Regions from separate parts of the Homo sapiens genome. Here region 2 is linked to region 1. Evidence: read pairs that join two places in POLR2A ChIA-PET (ENCODE). Cell type or tissue: GM12878. All regions are shown on one strand. Links, peaks and the distances in the headings refer to the core of each region. The heading gives the core; the rest is flanking DNA.

Region 1 (8,313 bases), core at 3,032-8,031:
AGCCTCTTGAGTAGCTGGGATTACAGGTGGGTACCACCACACCTGGCCAATTTTTGTATTTAGTAGAGACAGGGTTTCACCATGTTGCCCAGGGTGGTCTTGAACTACTGACCTCAGGTGATCAGCCCTCCTTGGTCTCCCAAAGTTCTGGGATTACAGGTGTGAGCCACCGCACCTGGCCCATAATGTTTCTTTTTCTTTTCTTTCTTTCTTTTTTTTCTTTCTGAGACAGAGTCTCGCTCTATCGCCAGGCTGGAATGCAGTGGTGCAATCTCTGCTCACTGCAACCTCCGCTTCCTGGGCTCAGTTGATTCTCCTGCCTCAGCCTCCCAAGTAGCTAGGATTACAGGTGCCCCCCCACCATGCCTGGCTAATTTTTGTGTTTTTAGTAGAGATGGGGTTTCACGATATTGGTCAGGCTGGTCTCGAACTCTTGACTTCAGGGGATCCACCCACCTTGGCCTCCCAAAATGCTAGGATTATAGGCATGAGACACTGCACTCGGCCCTCTATTGTATTTTCTGCTTCTATGAGTTTGACTATTACAGATTTATAACATGAATGAAATCATGCAGTTTTTGTCGCTTTGTGACTGGTTTCTCTTAGGAAAATGTCTTCCAATTTCATCCTTATTGCCGTCAGTGGCAGGACTTCCTACCTTTTAAAGGACAAATAATATTTCATTTTACGTATATACACATCTTCTTTATCCATTCATCTGTCGATGGATATTTGGATTGTTTCCATATCTTGACTATTGTGAATAATGCTGCTGTGAACATGGGAGTGCAGATATCTCTTGGGGACACTGATTTTGATTCTTTTTTTTTTTTTTTTTTGAGATGGAGTTTCACTCTTGTGAAATGGCAATGATGTCGGCTCACAGCAACCTCCACCTCCCGGGTTCAAGCTATTCTCTTGCCTCAGCCTCCCGAGGAGCTGGGATTACAGGCATGTGCCACCACGCCCGGCAAATTTTTTGTATTTTTAGTAAAGACAGGGTTTCTCCATGTTGGTCACGCTGGTCTCGAACTCCCGACCTCAGGTGATCCGCCCACCTCGGCTTCCCAAGGTGTTGGGATTACAGGCCTGAGCCACAGCACCCGGCCTTTTCAATTCTTTTTTTCTTTTTTTTGAGACAGATTCTCACTCTGTTGACCAGGCTGGAGTGCAGTGGTGTGGTCTCGGCTCACTGCAACCTCCACCTCCTGGGTTCAAGCTATTCTCCTGCCTCAGCCTCCCAAGTAGCTGGGATTACAGGTGTCCACCACCAAGCCTGGCTAATTTTTGTATTTTTAGTAGAGATGGGGGTTTCACCATGTTGGCCAGGCTGGTCTCAAACTCCTGACCTCAGGTGATCTGCCTGCCTTGGCCTCCAAAAGTGCTGGGATTACAGGCGTGAGCCACTGCACCTGGCCCTGATTTCAATTATTTTTGGATATATACCCAGAAGTGGGATTGCTGAATCATATTTAGTTCTATTTTGCTTTTTTTTTTTTTTTGATACAGGGTCTCGCTCTGTCACCCAGGCTGGAGTGTAGCGGCATGATATTGGCTTGCTGTAGCCCCCACCTCATGGGCTCAAGCAATCCTTCTACCTCAGCCTCCTGAGTTGCTGGGAACCAGAGATTCCCAGCTGATTTTTGAATTTTTATTTATTTATTCAATAACTTAAACTTTAAAACATTTTTAAATATTTTGTAGAGATGGGGTCTTCCTATGTTGCAAAGGCTGGTCTTGAACTGGGCTCAAGTTATCCTCTCACCTTGGCTTCCCAAAGTGCTGGGATTGTGAGTGTGAGCCACTACAGCTGGCCTATATCTAATTTTTTGAGGAATCTCCATAGTGTTTTCCATAGCTGCTGCAGCATTTTACATTCCCACAATCAGTGTATAAGAGTTCCAATTTCCCCATTTCCTCACCAAGTTACCTTTGTTTTTTTTGAGACGGAGTCTTGCTCTGTTGCCCAGGCTGGAGTGCAGTGGCGCGATCTTGGCTCACTGCAAGCTCCACCTCCCAGGTTCATGCCATTCTCCTGCCTCAGCCTCCCAAGTAGCTGAGACTACAGGCACCCGCCACCACGCCTGTCTAATTTTTTGTATTTTTAGTGGAGACGAGGTTTCACCATGTTAGCCAGGATGGTCTTGATCTCCTGACCTCATGATCCACCCACCTCAGCCTCCCAAAATGCTGGGATTATAGGTGTGAGCCACTGCGCCTGGCCTATTATAAGCATTTCTAAATGTACATAGGAGGCCGAGGCAGGAGCATCACAAGGTCAGGAGTTCGAGACCAGCCTGGCCAACATGGTGAAACCCCGTCTCTACTAAAAATACAAAAAACTAGTTGGGCATGGTGGTGGGCGCCTGTAGTCCCAGCTACTCGGAGGCTAAGGCAAGAGAATGGCGTGAACCCGGGAGGTGGAGCTTGCAGTGAGCCGAGATCGCGCCACTGCACTCCAGCCTGGGCGACAGAGCGAGACTCTGTCTCAAAAAAAAAAAAAAAAAAAAAGTCCATCCTAAAAGGTAGAAGGTAATATCTTACTGTAGTTTTGATTTGCATTTCTCTGATAATGAGGTTGAGCATCTTTTATACACCTGTTGATCATTTGTATGCCTTCTTTGGGGGAAATATCTGTTCATATCCTTTGCCCATTTAAATAATCAGGCCATTTGTCAGGAGAATCACTTGTACCCAGGAGGCGGAAGTTGCAGTGAGCAGAGATGGCGCCACTGCACTCCAGCATGGGTGACAAGAGCAAAACTTTGTCTTTAAAAAAAAAAAAAATCAGGCCATTTGTTATTTTTGCTATGGAGTTGTAGGAATTCTTCCCGTATTTTATTTGTTTATTTATTTATTTAGAGATGGAGTCTCACTCTGTCGCCCAGGTTGGAGTGCAGTGACATGATTTCAACTCACTGTAGCCTCTATCCTGAGTTCAAGCAATTCTCCTGCCTCAGCTTCCCCAGTAGCTGGGACTACAGGTGTGAGCCACTATGCCCAGATAATTTTTGTATTTTTAGTAGAGACGGGGTTTCACCATGTTGGCCAGGCTGATCTTGAACTCCTGGCCTCAAGCAATCCACTTGCCTTGGCCTCCCGAAATGATAGGATGACAGGCATGAGCCATTACACCTGGCTTTTCCTATATTTTGAAAATTAACCCCTTATCGGATATATGCAAATATTTTCTTCCATTCTGTAGATTGCCCTTCCTCCTTCCCTCCTTTCCTTCCTCCCTCCCTCCCTTCCTTACTTTCTTTCTTGACAGTCTTGCTGTGTTGCCAAGGCTGAAGTGCAGTGGTGTGATCTTAGCTCACTGCAAACTCTGCCTCCTGGGTTCAAGCCATTCTCTTTCCTCAGCCACCCAAGTTGCTGTGATTACAGGTACGTGCCACCATGCCTGCACGCCTGTCTAATTTTAGTATTTTTAGTAGAGGGGGGGTTTCATCATGTTGGCTAGGCTGGTCTCAAATTCCTGGCCTCAAGCAGTCCTCCCACCTCAGCCGGGCATGGTGGCATGCGCCTGTAATCCCAACTACTCAGGAGGTTGAGGCAGGAGAATCGCTTGAATCGGGGAGGTGGAGGCTGCCGTGAGCAGAGATCGCGCCACTGCACTCCAGCCTGGGTGACAGAGCAAGACTCCGTCTCAGCTTTGAGTGTGGGATTGGGCCTTGTTGTATTAGCTGAGGCTTCCTCCAAAGAAGAGCCCAAGACAAAGAGTTACATGGCGGTAGCTCATCTGGGAATTGATACAAGGAAGCAGAAACGTGGGAGGGACTGAGGCGGTGAGAAAGGACAGAGAGAAAGCCAATACAATGCTGTGTTACTTAGTTGGCCACCATTTTAGGTGACTTGTGCTGCATTCCATGAGATATTTTGAGTCTTATGAAATGTGTCTCAGAATTGTACACTCGGGATGACAGAGGAAAACGTTTATCCTCAAAGGTGGCCCCAGAGATGTTCCCTAAATTTCTAGGTTGCACGTGCCTAAATGCTGATGTGAGTGGTTCTGCAGACCCACACAATGTCAGAGAAACTTTGAGATTCAGGGCTGAGAGGAGACTTTCCTTTGCCTTCCAAAGCTGTATGGAATTTGATGGAAAGGTGGCTGCAGATGTGGGTGGAGTAAGAGGTGAGACCAAAAGGATTAGAAGCAGTGCACAGAATGTGTCTGATACATGGATCCTGAGCTTCACTGACGGATGACCTTGTTCAACCATTTGTTTGGAAAACCCCAGTGTTAGCCTCTGTTCATCATTCCTCTAGGCTGATAACATTCCTCAGAGAAAAGTCTTCCGGCTGGGCGTGGTTGTGCAAACCTATAATCCCCTCTACTCAGGAGGCTGAGGCAGGATAATCGCTTGAATCCAGGAGGAGGAGGTTGCAGAGAGCCAAGATCACGCCAGTGCACTCCAGCCTGGGCAACACAGCAAGACTATCTCAAAAAAAAAAAAAAAAAAAAAAAGTCTTCCACTCTCCTACCTGGAAGACAGAAGTCACTTTGCCAGAAATCTGAGAGCCAGATGGAGCAAGACTGCTGGAGTCTCTGCATTCACTGTGCATCTGGCCTCTGGACCTCCCCATTTCTTTATTTCCTGTACCCTCAGCAAGCCTGACATCCTCCAAGTCAGAGACTTTCTAGAAGATAAACCTCCAGGTTTTTTTTTGCTGGAAGCACAGAGGGGATCTAGGGATCTCACTGCTCCTTAAATTGCTTTCGCTCAGTTCTCCTTATTTTAGCCTTCTCCTCCACCCTCAGTCCCAACGGTCCCTGGTTCTGGCAGTTTCTGAGCCTTTTGAGGTTTTTCCAGTGTAAGTTGGGTTGGATCTCAGCTTTCTCATGTCTGCTAAATCAGTTACCACTCATCCATCTATTTTTCAGCTTCTAAAATTGTGTTGCTCTTTTCTCCTCTCCTGTTCTCCTTTCCTTATGGTTTTACGACTTAAAAAAAGAAAGAAAAGGAATAGAAAAGAAAATCTGTTTAGTGCAGTTTTGGGATAGAGCAAAATTAGTAGCATGCATGCTATCTGCCATCTTAGCCTGGAATCCACCCATAGATATACACATAGCTAGCTGCCTCCTTTGTGCCCTTCCTGCCTCAACTTAAATATTACTTCCTCAGATCAGTCTTCCCTGACCACTCAACCAAAATTTGGCTCCCATCGTCACAGCACTTATTACTACTGGGTATTTTCTTTTTTTTTTTTTTGAGATGGAGTCTCACTCTGTTGCCTAAGCTGGAGGGCAGTGGTGTGATCTGGCTCACTGCAACTTCCACCTCCCAGGTTCAAGTGATTCTTCTGTCTCAGGCTCCTCAGTATCTGGGACTACAGGCTTGCGCCACCATGCCCGGCTATAGGTATTTTCTTGTGTATTGCCTTTCCCCCCCTCTAGAATATAAACTCCATGAGAACAGGTACTCCATCTCTTTTGTCCATGCTATAACCTCAGCTCCTAAAATAGTACCTGGCACATGAAAGAAACTCAATAATTGTGCTTGGCAATGATATTTTGAGAATCAAATGATCTTCAATGCTGTGTGCGACATAACCTGTGCAAAGCAAAGAAGGACTACCACACGTGAAGGAGCAGAGGGTATACCGAGCATAAGACAGAGCCTGCGTTCAAGTTCTGCAGAGTATGAGGAGCAAGAGAAGCTGCAAAGAGCAGGAGCAGAACAGCAGGAATCTGGAAACGCCTGCACTTGAAAACCGTGTCCTTGGTTTGAGTCAAGGTCATCCTAGGTTTCTGCTGCGCCTCCAAGATAAGCTCAGCTGACAATCTAAAGGAGACACCCCAAAGCAAAAGGGGACAGGGAGGAAGGGAAGCAGGGGGAAAGGCAGACCTTGCTGGCGTTTCTGCCTCTCCTTTAATTGCTATTAGAGGAGTGGAAGGCAGAAGAAGGAAAATAAACCTGTGAAGCTTCGGGGAAGCAGGGAGGACTGTGGAAAGCCCTGTTCTATTGCTGAGCTGTGTGAAGTCATGTGACATTTGGAGTGGAAGCTGCTGTCTCCCATTCTATGTACCAGGAGTCCTTATTATCAGCCAGGTGCACCTTAGATGACGTTCACAGCCCTGGAGGTACTGAGTTTCCTGTGACCTTCACTTCATTTTAAAAAATTACAAGTGTTTACTGTAACTAATTCAGGCAATGCAGATTCTTATGCAGTAAATAAAAAAGTTAACCTTTCTTTCCAGTAGTGTCAGCTTTTAGCTCAGCAGATTGTTTAGTTTCTTTGCTTTTTTCCTTCTATCTTGCCTTCCCTCCTAAAGATCAGCACTTTGGGAGGTTGAGGTGGGAGTGTTGCTTGAGGCCAGCAGTTTGTGATGAGCCTGAGCAACAAAGCAAGACCTTGTCTCTACAGTAAAAAAAAAAAAATTAGCCAGGCATGGTGGTGCATGCCTGTAGTCCCAGCTACTTGGGAGGCTGAGGGCTGAGGTGGGAGGAAGGATGGCTTGAGCTCAGGAGTTCAAGGCTGCAGTGAGCTATGATCTTGCCACTACATTCTAACCTGGGTGACAGAGCAAGAACTTGTCTCCAAAATAAATAAATAACTTAATAAAAATAAATTAATTAGGGCTGGACGTGGTGCTTCATGCCTGTAATCCCAGCACTTTGGGAGGCCGAAACGGGTGGATCACTTGAATTCAGGAGTTCGAGACCAGCCTGGACAACACGGTGAAACCCCGTCTCTACTAAAATTACAAAAAAATTAGCCAGACATGGTGGTGCGTGCCTGTAATCCCAGCTACTCGGGAGGCTGAGGCAGGAGAATCTCTTAAGCCCCAGAGGCAGAAGTTGCAGTGATTCGAGATTGCACCACTGCACTTCAGCCTGGGTGACAAAGCAAGACTCTTTCAAAAAAAAAAAAAAAAATTAATTGAAGAAGGCAGTACATTCACATGGTTCAAAATTCCAAAGTCACAGAAAAGTAGAGTAAAAAGTGTCCCTTCTGCCCCAATTCTGTAGCTACATCTGAGGCAACCAGTATAAACATATCCTTGTATCCTTCTAGAAATATTCTCTGCCCAGCCAATTTTTTCACTGGACAGTATTGAATAGTAACAGAACTACTCAGAGCACATGCACAGGCCTTTCCTTTAAGTGAGCCAAGGCTAAGGGTTTGGCTCTTCATCTTCTTTCCCAAAGAAATGGTAGTCACAGGAGTCAGTGTGACTTGGGGGTGGGAGGGATTTCCTCTTGGTTCTCTGGCAGATCACTGAGAGTGAAAAGGAGCTGTGGAGGGGGTAGGATGTGGTCTGCCAGGTGTCAGGTCTTTTTATTTACAATAGAACTCTTCTTGCTGTAAGGAGGGATGACTGAAGAGATGGTATAGCTATGGCAAAGGAAATCATAGCTGTCATTTGTGATAGCAGACAAAGTTTCAATAAAGGGCCTTCTCTAAAGAGGACATCGTGTGGGATGTAAACTTGGGAAAAGAAAGCTATTTTATGTAAGTCGCCCAAGGTATCTCTTCATACAATTGAGCCACTCCAAAGCTGAATCCTAGGGGTCCAGAAATCAAAGGGGGAGCAAACAAGAGAGCTGGAGGGCTCCCAGGTGGCATCAGGAGATTGACAGCAATGGGGTGGGGCGAAGCCTGGGGATTCAATTAGACTGGATCTCATGTTTGATTCTAAAGGTAGAATACCTCCAATGAAGCATAGGAGGGAGGAGCCGGCAAATCTGGAGGATCCACACAACAAAAGATCCAAATGACCTATTCAGCGAAGGGACAGTTTTTGAAAGGAAACTGGGAGAGGCCGAAGGGTCTGAAGGCAAATTATCTGGGCTAAAATACTTCTTGGTAGTGTGAACCCGGGCAAGTTACTTAAACTCCTTGAGCCTCAGTATCCTAATAGGGATAAGACACAGAGAGGGACGATAACTGTCTCTCATTGGAGTGCAGTATGATCAAGTTAATCCCCAATGAGATTTGACAACAATGTCTGGCACCTAGTCAGCTAACTCAATGCTTTTCAGCCATGACTGTTTTAATAAATGCCTGCTTAGGTCTGTTTCCCTGGCATAGACATACTCGGTGATGAATCTGTAAAGGCACAATCAGAGAGGGATTTCAGGTTGTAATAAGAGGGGAAAAATGGAAGGAAAAGGGAGTGAACAACAGCACAGCAAAAACACAGCAGAAGAATGAGGAAAAAAGGATTCAGAATGGGGCTATTTCAGCAAAAACAGCCTTGTTGCAGGTCCACCGTGTCCAAAGCTACACTGTGTAAGGGAATGTCTCTTGGAAATTAAATGTCTCTTGGAGAAAATTTAATTTCAGTTGAAGAAGTATTTTGTGGGT
Region 2 (10,079 bases), core at 3,687-8,686, 70 kb after region 1:
TCGAGTAGGGGAGGTTGGAGGAGGATATTTTGGTGTTCTATCCTTAGTCTTGGAGAGAGGGATTTGTTTTCCGAGTTAGTAAGGGACCAAAACAAAAGGATGTTGCTGCTCTGTTTTTATTGTTTTTGAATAAGGGATTTCTTTGATTTCACCTGCAAATTTAGGAATATGTAAAAAGTGGTTTACATTTTTAAAATACTTGAAATTTTTGATTGAGTCCGTTCTGTGTTGTTTGTGAGTTTGTACTTATTTCAAGTTGAAGTATTTTGGTGCTTCATCCACAAAGGGAGTCTTCAGATAATTGCATTCTTGGGAAGCTTTTTAATATCTGGTGTAATATACTCTCTTTCAAGTGTACTTAATCCTTTTGCAGCCACTGGAGCATCTACTACTGTATATGCGATTGAAGCTAATGGCGACCCTAGTGGTGACTTTGACACTGAAAAGGATGAAGGTGAAATCCAGTACCTCATCAAGTGGAAGGGTTGGTCTTACATCCACAGCACATGGGAGAGTGAAGAATCCTTACAGCAACAGAAAGTGAAGGGCCTAAAAAAACTAGAGAACTTCAAGAAAAAAGAGGACGAAATCAAACAATGGTATATTTTCCATCATGGATTAAAGAAATGTATTTGCAGCCTGAAAGAAGGGAAGGTTTTAAAATAATGCATGGAGATCACAGCTATCTAGAATCTCAGATTTTGCTTTGATCATCTAAACATGGAGCCATTTACAATTCTATTTTATAAGATTGTGACCTTCAGATACTATATTTTTATATGTGGCTACCAAGTTTTTGGAGTTAACTAGCTTATGGAGCGTTATTCACACATTCTTTAGTTTTCACAATAAGTGCATGAGATTTGTACTGTTATTACCCATTTTGTAGATGGGGAGAATACGGCACACAGCAATTCTGCAAGTGGACTCAGGTTTTGAATTCTGATGCCCTGAATCCAGAGCTTATTCTCTTAAGCACCTTGTTATTTTCCTGTAGTTAGGCTGGGGTGGCTTAGATGTAGAGAGTTAATATTCTGGAACTCTCTGGGTTATGATATACTTAAAACAAATTCTGGTTTTATACAATTTGCAGAAATGATGTGAAGGAAATTATTAGGTTAACTACTGAAACTGTGATAGTCCTCGTGTGTTTAGTTTACTTACAGCCTTGAATGTCTGGGTGTTGTATATGGGAAATATGTGGAGCTATAGCACACAAAAACCTAAACTGGGTAATAATGGTATCAAGCTCAGCCTGAAGACATACCTGTCTGTGTGGTGTGATTAGCCTATTTTTGTGTCTGGAATGTGCATAGATTTTTGTGTCTGGAATGTGGACAGTAATTCTGGTTTTACTACTGTGCAAAATGTGCTACTTTAGTAAATTACATGTTTTTTCTTTGACTCAAAACTGAAAATATGTACCCCTTAGATGGTGAGGTAGGCTTGTAAAGCAGTTAGAAATTTGAAATCCTCTGAAATATAATAATTCTAATATTAAGTTGCTGCTGTTGTCATCTGAAAGGTTTTGGTAATAAGAATAACTAGTTTTCCAAGTCATGTTTAATCAATCCTAAAACCCATATATATATAAGAAAAGGCGTACAGTTTTATTATCCTGATTTGTTGAGATGTATGAATTTGCCACATGAATCTATCACATAAAAGAGTTATTTTTGGGTCTCTTTTTAGACAGGACACATCAGAGGCAGGTAACTGGTATATCCTTCTATGAGTGTAAGGTTTTCAGTGTTCTCTAAAAGTGTTTTTTTTGTTTGTTTGTTTTGTTTTGTAAAATCTCTGGCGTAATTACTAGTAAAGATTACTTAAGGGGCAGATGGGAGTAAAAAATAGGTTTTCTTTTCCACCTTTGACTTTTGCTTTGATGTATGTGGATCCCCAGACTTTAGTTTATGTGTACTTTTTCTGTCTGTCTGCCATTCAGGTTAGGGAAAGTTTCTCCTGAAGATGTAGAATATTTCAATTGCCAACAGGAGCTGGCTTCAGAGTTGAATAAACAGTATCAGATAGTAGAAAGAGTAATAGGTAAGTACATGGTAACTCACTTCAGCCATATTTGAACTTGAGGAATAGTGGCTTTTGCTTTTGGAAGTAATGTAAATTTTAAAAATGCACTTTGGAGACTAGACACGTGCTAGGTTTATTTTAAAGGAAAAGCTAAGAAGATTTGCTGGTAAATTTGGATGTGGGGGATGAGAGAAAGAGGTGTTAAGTATGACCTCAAGATTTGTGGCCTAAACATGTAGAAGTTTAGAGGTACCATTTACCGAAGTGGAAAGATGAAGGGAAGAGCTGATCATTGGAGTGGAGACCAAGAGCTTAGTTTGATATTTGTAAGTTTGATTTACTTCTTAGTCATCTAAGTGGAGAATATAGTGAAGGCTGGAGCATATGTGAACCTGGAGCTTAGGACTCTTTAGTCTGGGCTGGAGATTTAAATTTGGAAATTTATCAGTATTTAGTATTTAAAGGCCAAGATTGAACAGGACCATCAGAAATAGAGTATCACGTGGTAAGAAGAAGTAGTCTGAGAGCATTTCAGCTTTTGGAAGTCAGAAAGAAGCTAGCAAAGGAGACTGAGAAAGAACAGTCGGTGAGACAGGAGGAGAGCTGAGAGAGAGTGGTGTACTGGAAGCCAAGTGATTCACATAGCCAGGAGAGAGGAAATGCTGTCAGTCAAGGACGATTAGGACTGAGACTTGATCTGTGAATTTGGCACTGGCAAAACGCATCCATGGAGTGGTGAGGGTGCGGCCTGATTAGGGTAGGTTCAAGAGAAAATGAGAGGGGATAGCAAGTATAAACAACTCGTTGGGGGAGTTTTCTTACAAAGGGGAACAGAGAAGTGGAGTGTCAGCCTGAGAGAGAGATGAGAAAAAGAATTTTTTTCTTCTTCTTCTTCTTCTTTTTTTTTTTTTTGAGATGGTGTCTTGCTCTGTTGCCCAGGCTGGAGTGCAGTGGCGTGATCTCAGCTCACTGCAACCTCTGCCTCCCGGGTTCAAGTGATTCTCCTGCCTCAGCCTTCCCAGTAGCTGGGATTACAGGCACCCCCCACCCCCACCACGCCCGGCTAATTTCTATATTTTTAGTAGAGACAGAGTTTCACCATGTTGGCCAGGTTGGTCTTGAACTGCTGGCCTCAAGCAATCTGCCTGCCTTGGCCTCCCAAAGTGCTGGGATTACAGGCGTGAGCCACTATAATCCCATTTTTTTTTTTTCTTTTTTAAGGTGTGAGGTAGTAGAATATATTTACATTTTATTCATAGAACCCAAAATCTTTCATTCTTCATTGTGTTTATAACTTTTCTGTCTTATTTTTTATTTGTTTAGCTGTGAAGACAAGTAAATCTACATTGGGTCAAACAGATTTTCCAGGTAAGCAAGAAATTTTATTTATAAATGTTCTTCAACATTTCAGAACAGTGTATGTTTTGCAGATTATTTTGTTTTGCCACATGATGTTTTATTGATTATGCATAAAACAGAATGTCATTTTTCACTTTTAATTGACAGTTGCTAATCTATAAATTTTTTTTATATGAAATAGCTCATAGTCGGAAGCCGGCACCCTCAAATGAGCCCGAATATCTATGTAAATGGATGGGACTCCCCTATTCAGAGTGTAGCTGGGAAGATGAAGCCCTCATTGGAAAGAAATTCCAGAATTGCATTGACAGCTTCCACAGTAGGAACAACTCAAAAACCATCCCAACAAGAGAATGCAAGGTATGGTGATGGTTGGCTTTTGTTTTTTCAGGGAGAAGATATACTGATAAAGAGGATTGGACACATATGTGCTGAGAAAATATTACAAAATGAAATGATGATTGCCATTTTGAAGTGAAAGAAGGTGATTTAAATATGACATTAAAGCAAAAGGAGAGAATGAATTATTTCATGGCTTTGCTGACTTGTTTAATCTTGCAATTTACATAATTAGAAATAGAGATATTTGAGAGAATACTTGAAAGGATTTAGGCACTTTTATTTTATTTTATTTTATTATTTTATTTTGAGACAGAGTTTCGCTGTGTCGCCCAGGCTGGAGTGCACTGGCACTATCTTGGCTAACTGCAACCTCTGCCTCCTGGGTTTAAGTGATTCTCCTGCCTCAGCCTCCTGAGCAGCTGGGATTACAGGCACGCACCACCACTTCCAGCTAATTTTTTGTATTTTTAGCAGAGATGGGGTTTCACCATGTTGGTCAGGCTGGTCTCAAACTCCTGACCTCAAATGATCCACCCACCTTGGCCTCCCAAAGTGCTGGGATTACAGGCGTGAGCCACCATGCCCAGTTGCATTTAGGCACTTTAAAAGAGAAGTGAAGCCAGTTGCAGTGGCTCACACCTGTGGTTCCAGCTACTTGGGAGGCTGAGGCGGCAGGATTGCTTGAGCACAGGAGTTTGAGGCCAACCTGGGGAAGATTGTGATACCCGTTCTCTAAAAAAAAAAAAAAATAGAGAGCGGGAAGTGATAGAAAAGGCGAGTGTCTTTGAATTCTAAGTTAGAAATTAAATATATAGGCTTATTTGCTAGATTGGCTGAATAAATCCTTTCCTTGGAATTTATTCCATCAGGAAACTGATGTGCTTGGGTCCTCAGTAATGAAATATCAGACAAGTGATACGTCTCTGAGAAGTTGACATTCATGTTAATGGCACTAGAATTCTATCTGTGAAAACCAGTATTTAATTGCCAAAGAGTGTGATAGGGAAAATGTGGTCAGAGAAGCACCAATGTAGAAGTCTCTGAGCTCCAGTGGTCATTGAATGGGTTTTAAGAGGAAGTTGTGGTTGTTGAACTGCATCTGGCCCTTGTATAATGGATTGGTGCTGCTGGCTATACAGACAAGAGGGGGCCCAGGGTATTGCCCTCCTGTGAAAGGTATCAAGAGAAAGATTCTTATAGTTCAATAGGAGAACTACTAGACCCCAGGGGTGAGGAGAAGAGGAATGATGTTGACAAGTACATCAAGGTCAAAGTGTGTGTGTCTTGGCTACCTCGAAGGGTATTTTGACTTTATCTCCTAGGTATTCGTACAGCTGAGTACAGTGGCATTATGAAATAGTTTTATTTAGAAAGCTTCATGTAATAGCAGTATATAGGAGACTCTGGAGTAAGTAATTATTAAAGCCAGAAGGTCCAGCCAGTAAGATGTCATTGAAGTCCACGAATGAAGAAGTAGTGTGAGGACAAGGGAAGTAACAGTGGCGTGGAAGGAGTGGATGGGAGAACAGTTATGGGGTAGGTTTGGTAGGAGTGGATGGATGGCTGGGTTTTGGAGTTGAGAGTAAGCAGTCGGATTCCATTCACTGCCAGCCGCCCTCATAGAGAACTGAACACATCAATAACCTTATCAAATATTCTTATTAGAATGATACTTCTCATAATGTGTGCTATAGAGCACTAATCTTCAGAGAAAAGTCCCCTGAAAAAAGACTTTTTGGCCATGTAACTTTGAGATACATCCCTGAATGAATTTCTCCTGTAAATTCACGCTATGGACACACATTTCAGACTTTGAAAAGTCATGAGTAAAGAAATTGTATAACTTTTTGATCGGTTGTTTCCTAAACTGATTTGGCCACAGAATCCACATTTTATGCAAACCATAGAGACTGACCTCACTAGAATGCTATCCTTTAAGCTTCTGGGGGTGAAAACAACCTTCCCTTCAGAAGCTTGTTTCTGAAGGGAAAACCAAATTCACGCAATTAAAGGGTTTAAGGTAGATGGGCGGCATTTCTGAATTTACAAATCCTGTTATGGTGAAGATCAACTGTATTTAGCATATGACAGCTGGAGGCAATGTTTTGTACTCTTTAGAATCAGATAACAGAAAGATAGTTGTTTCTGAAAAATAGGAGACTCTGACTGCCATATAATAGACAAGACCTAAAGTGCTATTTAATGATGTTCATAGATTTATTTCAGGAAAGGGGCAAGTTAACTAAAAATATTTTATTTGAGGATGAACTAACTCTGGCTTATGGAATATTAACCATGAAGAAAGGGGTGATGGAGTGAGGTGGTGATTCACACACATGAAATTTAAGTTTTTGGCCAGGCGCGGTGGCTCACGCCTGTAATCCCAGCACTCTGGGAGGCCGAGGTGGGCAGATCACGAGGTCAGGAGATCGAGACCATCCTGGCTAGCATGGTGAAACCCCATCTCTACTAAAAATACAAAAATAGCCAGGCGTGGGTGGTGGCGGGCGCCTGTATGTAGTCCCAGCTACTTGGGAGGCTGAGGCAGGAGAATGGCGTGAACCCGGGAGGCAGAGCTTGCAGTGAGCCGAGATTGGGCCACTGCACTCCAGCCTGGGTGACAGAGCAAGACTCCGTCTCAAAAAAAGAAATTTGAGTTTTTATGCTTTGATGCCGAATATGTGAATTGTGGCTAGCGTTTTAACATAGTAGCAGTAAGAACATTTTCTCAGACTTGGGCTTTTGTTTTTCAGGCCCTGAAGCAGAGACCACGATTTGTAGCTTTAAAGAAACAACCTGCATATTTAGGAGGGGAGAATCTGGAACTTCGAGATTATCAGCTAGAAGGTCTAAACTGGCTAGCTCATTCCTGGTGCAAGTAGGTAGAAAAATATGAGTGCAATTTTCCTTACTGTTTCTGGCTTCTTTATTGTTAGATGTCAAGAATTTTTTTTTTCTTTTTTCACACCCTTATTGTATCTCAACCAAGAAATCTTTATGCTGCATATTACAGAAATAAAAGATGATTGAGAGAAATGCTTCCTGGGAGTTTTTATGTATGTGTAATACCATTTTATTCTGATCTAAAGAATACTTTATTTCATTATTTGGTGGGTAATTTGTCATAGCCAGAAACCTGTATCATCATATGTTACTCATGAGTGTATATAGCAAGTTAAGTCACTCAAATCTTTAATGTGGAAGGAGTTACTCAGAAGAAAGAAGAAGATGTCTTTTTCACATGTATTTTCTTTCTAGGCCAGGGAAGCCTTTAAATTAATTTCCTACAGTAGTGCTGTAGAGAGTGTGATTCCCCTCCCTTCACTCCACTCCCTACCTATATAGTCTGTAGGATTATCCTGTTCAGAGGAAGGTTGAACCTGTGAAAGTATCCTTTTTATAAGACCACGTTAATCTTGGGGGGGTGAAAAAAAGATGAGACAGTGATAGCACTGGAGGTTTAAAGGTACTTTTGGGAAGTACTTACAAATTTCCTTCACCAATTTCAAGTAGTTCCTAATTACTAAGTGCTAGGTGTTAGAAACAAATGCTTGTTCCTCGGTGCTGAAAAGAACTAGTGCTCAAGGAATTTTCTCAGCAAGGCAATTTTACTTTCTGCAGAAAGGGTGCTTCTTGGAAGCCTAATTGTCATGAGAGCACACCGAACAAAGAAAAGCAGAGGTTTTTATCCCTGACTCATTGGGTTCTTACTGCTGCGTCCTGTCTCCATTGGCTGGAGCTGGACCGCACAATCTAGACTGATTCCGATTGGCTAAAAGCTTAAAACTTTCCTAAATAGATAAACGCGCAGTGGAAAACAAAGGAAGGGGGTTGTTTACAGGAAATTAGGAGAATAATAACATTTCCAAATAAGGAAGGGGTGTAGGCTGTAAGCTGGGAAATGCCTGGGCACGTTCGGACATGTCTGAGCAGGTTATAGTCCAGAACAAATAACCTGGTTAAAGTACAAGGACATAGAATGTACTTATTCCCTTACTATATTTAACAGCCACATAGGGCTTAACAAAGAGTTATTAGCAAAAAGCAAGGGAGCTTGAAGGAAGTTAATTTCTAAAAGAAACTGTTATTTCTAACACTTGTTATTTATTCTTTAACAAAAAGGGAAACTTTGAAGAGGAACTTTTTACTTTTCACATGCGGATCCATTAGTCCTCGAGAATTTAACAGTGAACCTATATAGATGTATTTTGCTGTCCTTACAGAACATGCAGTGTAAGAAGTACCTTTAATGCCAACCTACACACTTCTTTCCCGAAGTACCCAATTAAGTGCAAATGCTTAATGTCTTTAGTGTTTTATAGTAAAGCAAAAAATCCTTATTTAGAATTAGAAGTACAGGCCTGTGCAACATGGCAAAACCCCATCTTTACCAAAAAATACAAAAATTAGCTGGACATGGTGGCATGCTTATGTAGTCTCAGCTACTTGGGGGCTGAGGTGGGAGGATCGCTTGAGTCCAGGAGGCCAAGGTTGCAGTGAGCCATTTTCGCACCATTGCACTCCAGCCTGGGTGACAAAGTGAAACTTCACCTTAAAAAAAAAAAAAAGGACAGCTTAAAAAATATTTTTCCCCTCATTGCTGAAAGGAAGCTTTCTAGTTATAGAGATGCATTTACAGTGACTTTTTCCCAAGTGAACCATCTCCTACTTTTTATCTGATAAAATCTAGTACAATATTTAATACTCAGTTGTGAAAATTAGGTGTCTTGAGAAGATTGAGAATGTGGGTTTGATATAATGATTCTGAATTGCTTAAAAATGATTTTTCCTTTTAGAGGTTAGTGGGACCTAATTCATCTAAATGACAGTTAATAAAAGTTAGATGAACTTTAATTGTGATCTAATCCTCTCATTTTATAATTGAAGACTCTTAGGAACAAAGGTGCCGTGTACCCATCCAGAGTCACATGGTGTTTTGTGTACAGTCCTTGGCCAGCATTTTTTAGACTTTTTATTTTTTAGTTTTTTTGAGACTGAGTTTTGCTCTGTTGCCCAGGCTGGAGCGCAGTGGCATGATCTTGGCTCACTGCAACCTCCGATTCCCAGGTTCACGTGATTCTCCTGCCTCAGGCTCTTGAGTAGCTGGGATTACACGCACGCACCACCATGCCTGGCTAATTTTTGTATTTTTAGTAGAGACGGGGTTTCACCATGTTGGCCAAGCTGGTCTTGAACTCCTGACCTCAAGTGATCTGCCTGCCTTGGCCTCCCAAAGTGCTGGGATTACAGCCATGAGCCACCGTGCCTGGCCAGCATTTTTTTACTTTAAACCAAAGGAATAAAAATCAGTTGAAAAGGGCTCAAGCACCTGTTAAGCCCTGGTCACAGGAATGTTACTACATTACATAATGTGCTATTTTGGTCTGGTTCCAGAAAAACAGGTGAATCAATTCAAACCTACTGTAGTCTGTATATGTAGACAATGGCATTTTCTAGGGGCAGGAAATACTGGAGAAACTTAACTGTGCTTCCTCCTGAATAGTATTGAAAAGTGAGGGAAATAAGAAGGAAATTACTCAAAGGAATATACTACATCGTTTAAACTGTGTAGAAAATTAGGTGTACCTGAGATGTATAGGGGTATGGCTTCATCATTCTCCCTTTCCCAAGTGTGATCTTCTTTGTTTCTGTATTTTACCCTTTAAACTAGCTAGTTTGTAGAACACAGAAGGTATTTTTAGAAATTATGTCTTTTTGGTGAATTAAATGTCTTGTTTTTTGAATCAGTTAGGTTGCCTTTAACTCATAAATTACTTTTAGTTCTTTCTGATTTGCTGATTAAGCACATATTATATATACGTGCAAACTTTCAGTGTCCTTATTTTCCAGAACCTTTTTATAATGTTTGCAATCTGATGTCTTACATGTAATCCTAATTTCCTGCCAAAATGACTGTATTCTGTTTCCCAAATATATTTTCCTAACTCTGGCTGTTTCTTCAATTTTAAATGTTTTTCTTAGATATTCTTTTTCCATTAATATCCTGTTGAAATCTAGCCCATTTTGTAGAGTAGTGTTTCTCAAACTGTGGTTTTAAGGTAGTGCTTCCCAACCTTTTTGGCACTAGGGACTGGTTTCGTGGAAGACAATTTTTCCACAGGCTGGGGAGGAGGGAGGGGGATGGTTTCTGGATGATTCAAGCACATTACATTTATTGTGCACTTTATTTCTATTATTATTACATTATACTATATAATGTAGAATCAGTGGGAGCCCTGAGTTTGTTTTTCTGCAACTGGACGGTCCCATCTGGGGGTGATGGGAGACAGCAACAGATCACCAGGCATTAGGTTCTCATAAGGAGTGTGCAACGTAGATCCCTCACATGT

What was found. ChIA-PET counts read pairs that join two places held together with the same protein. Peaks named below come from ENCODE experiments on the same cell type or tissue, not always from the same donor. Only the 100,000 strongest peaks of a DNase experiment are listed, where the experiment ranks them.
Region 2: POLR2A ChIA-PET joins it to region 1 with 5 read pairs; 14 of 35 experiments call an interaction of 5 or more read pairs at or near these places.

The regions. Positions count from the first base shown.
Region 1 is chr15:92,872,893-92,881,205 of GRCh38, forward strand. No RefSeq gene overlaps it. Among named protein-coding and RNA genes, the nearest start is that of CHASERR, 5.8 kb to the right of the region's middle. In GM12878, for the core only: no CTCF peak of the experiment used is centred there; no DNase peak of the experiment used is centred there.
Region 2 is chr15:92,942,470-92,952,548 of GRCh38, forward strand. It overlaps CHD2 (chromodomain helicase DNA binding protein 2), which reads left to right. Exons shown (of 39, transcript NM_001271.4): 9 at 374-599; 10 at 1,946-2,046; 11 at 3,352-3,396; 12 at 3,569-3,747; 13 at 6,483-6,607. Among named protein-coding and RNA genes, the nearest start is that of MIR3175, 43 kb to the left of the region's middle. RefSeq lists a silencer at 2,688-2,912 and an enhancer at 7,220-8,419. In GM12878, for the core only: no CTCF peak of the experiment used is centred there; no DNase peak of the experiment used is centred there; H3K27ac peaks cover 1,047 bases.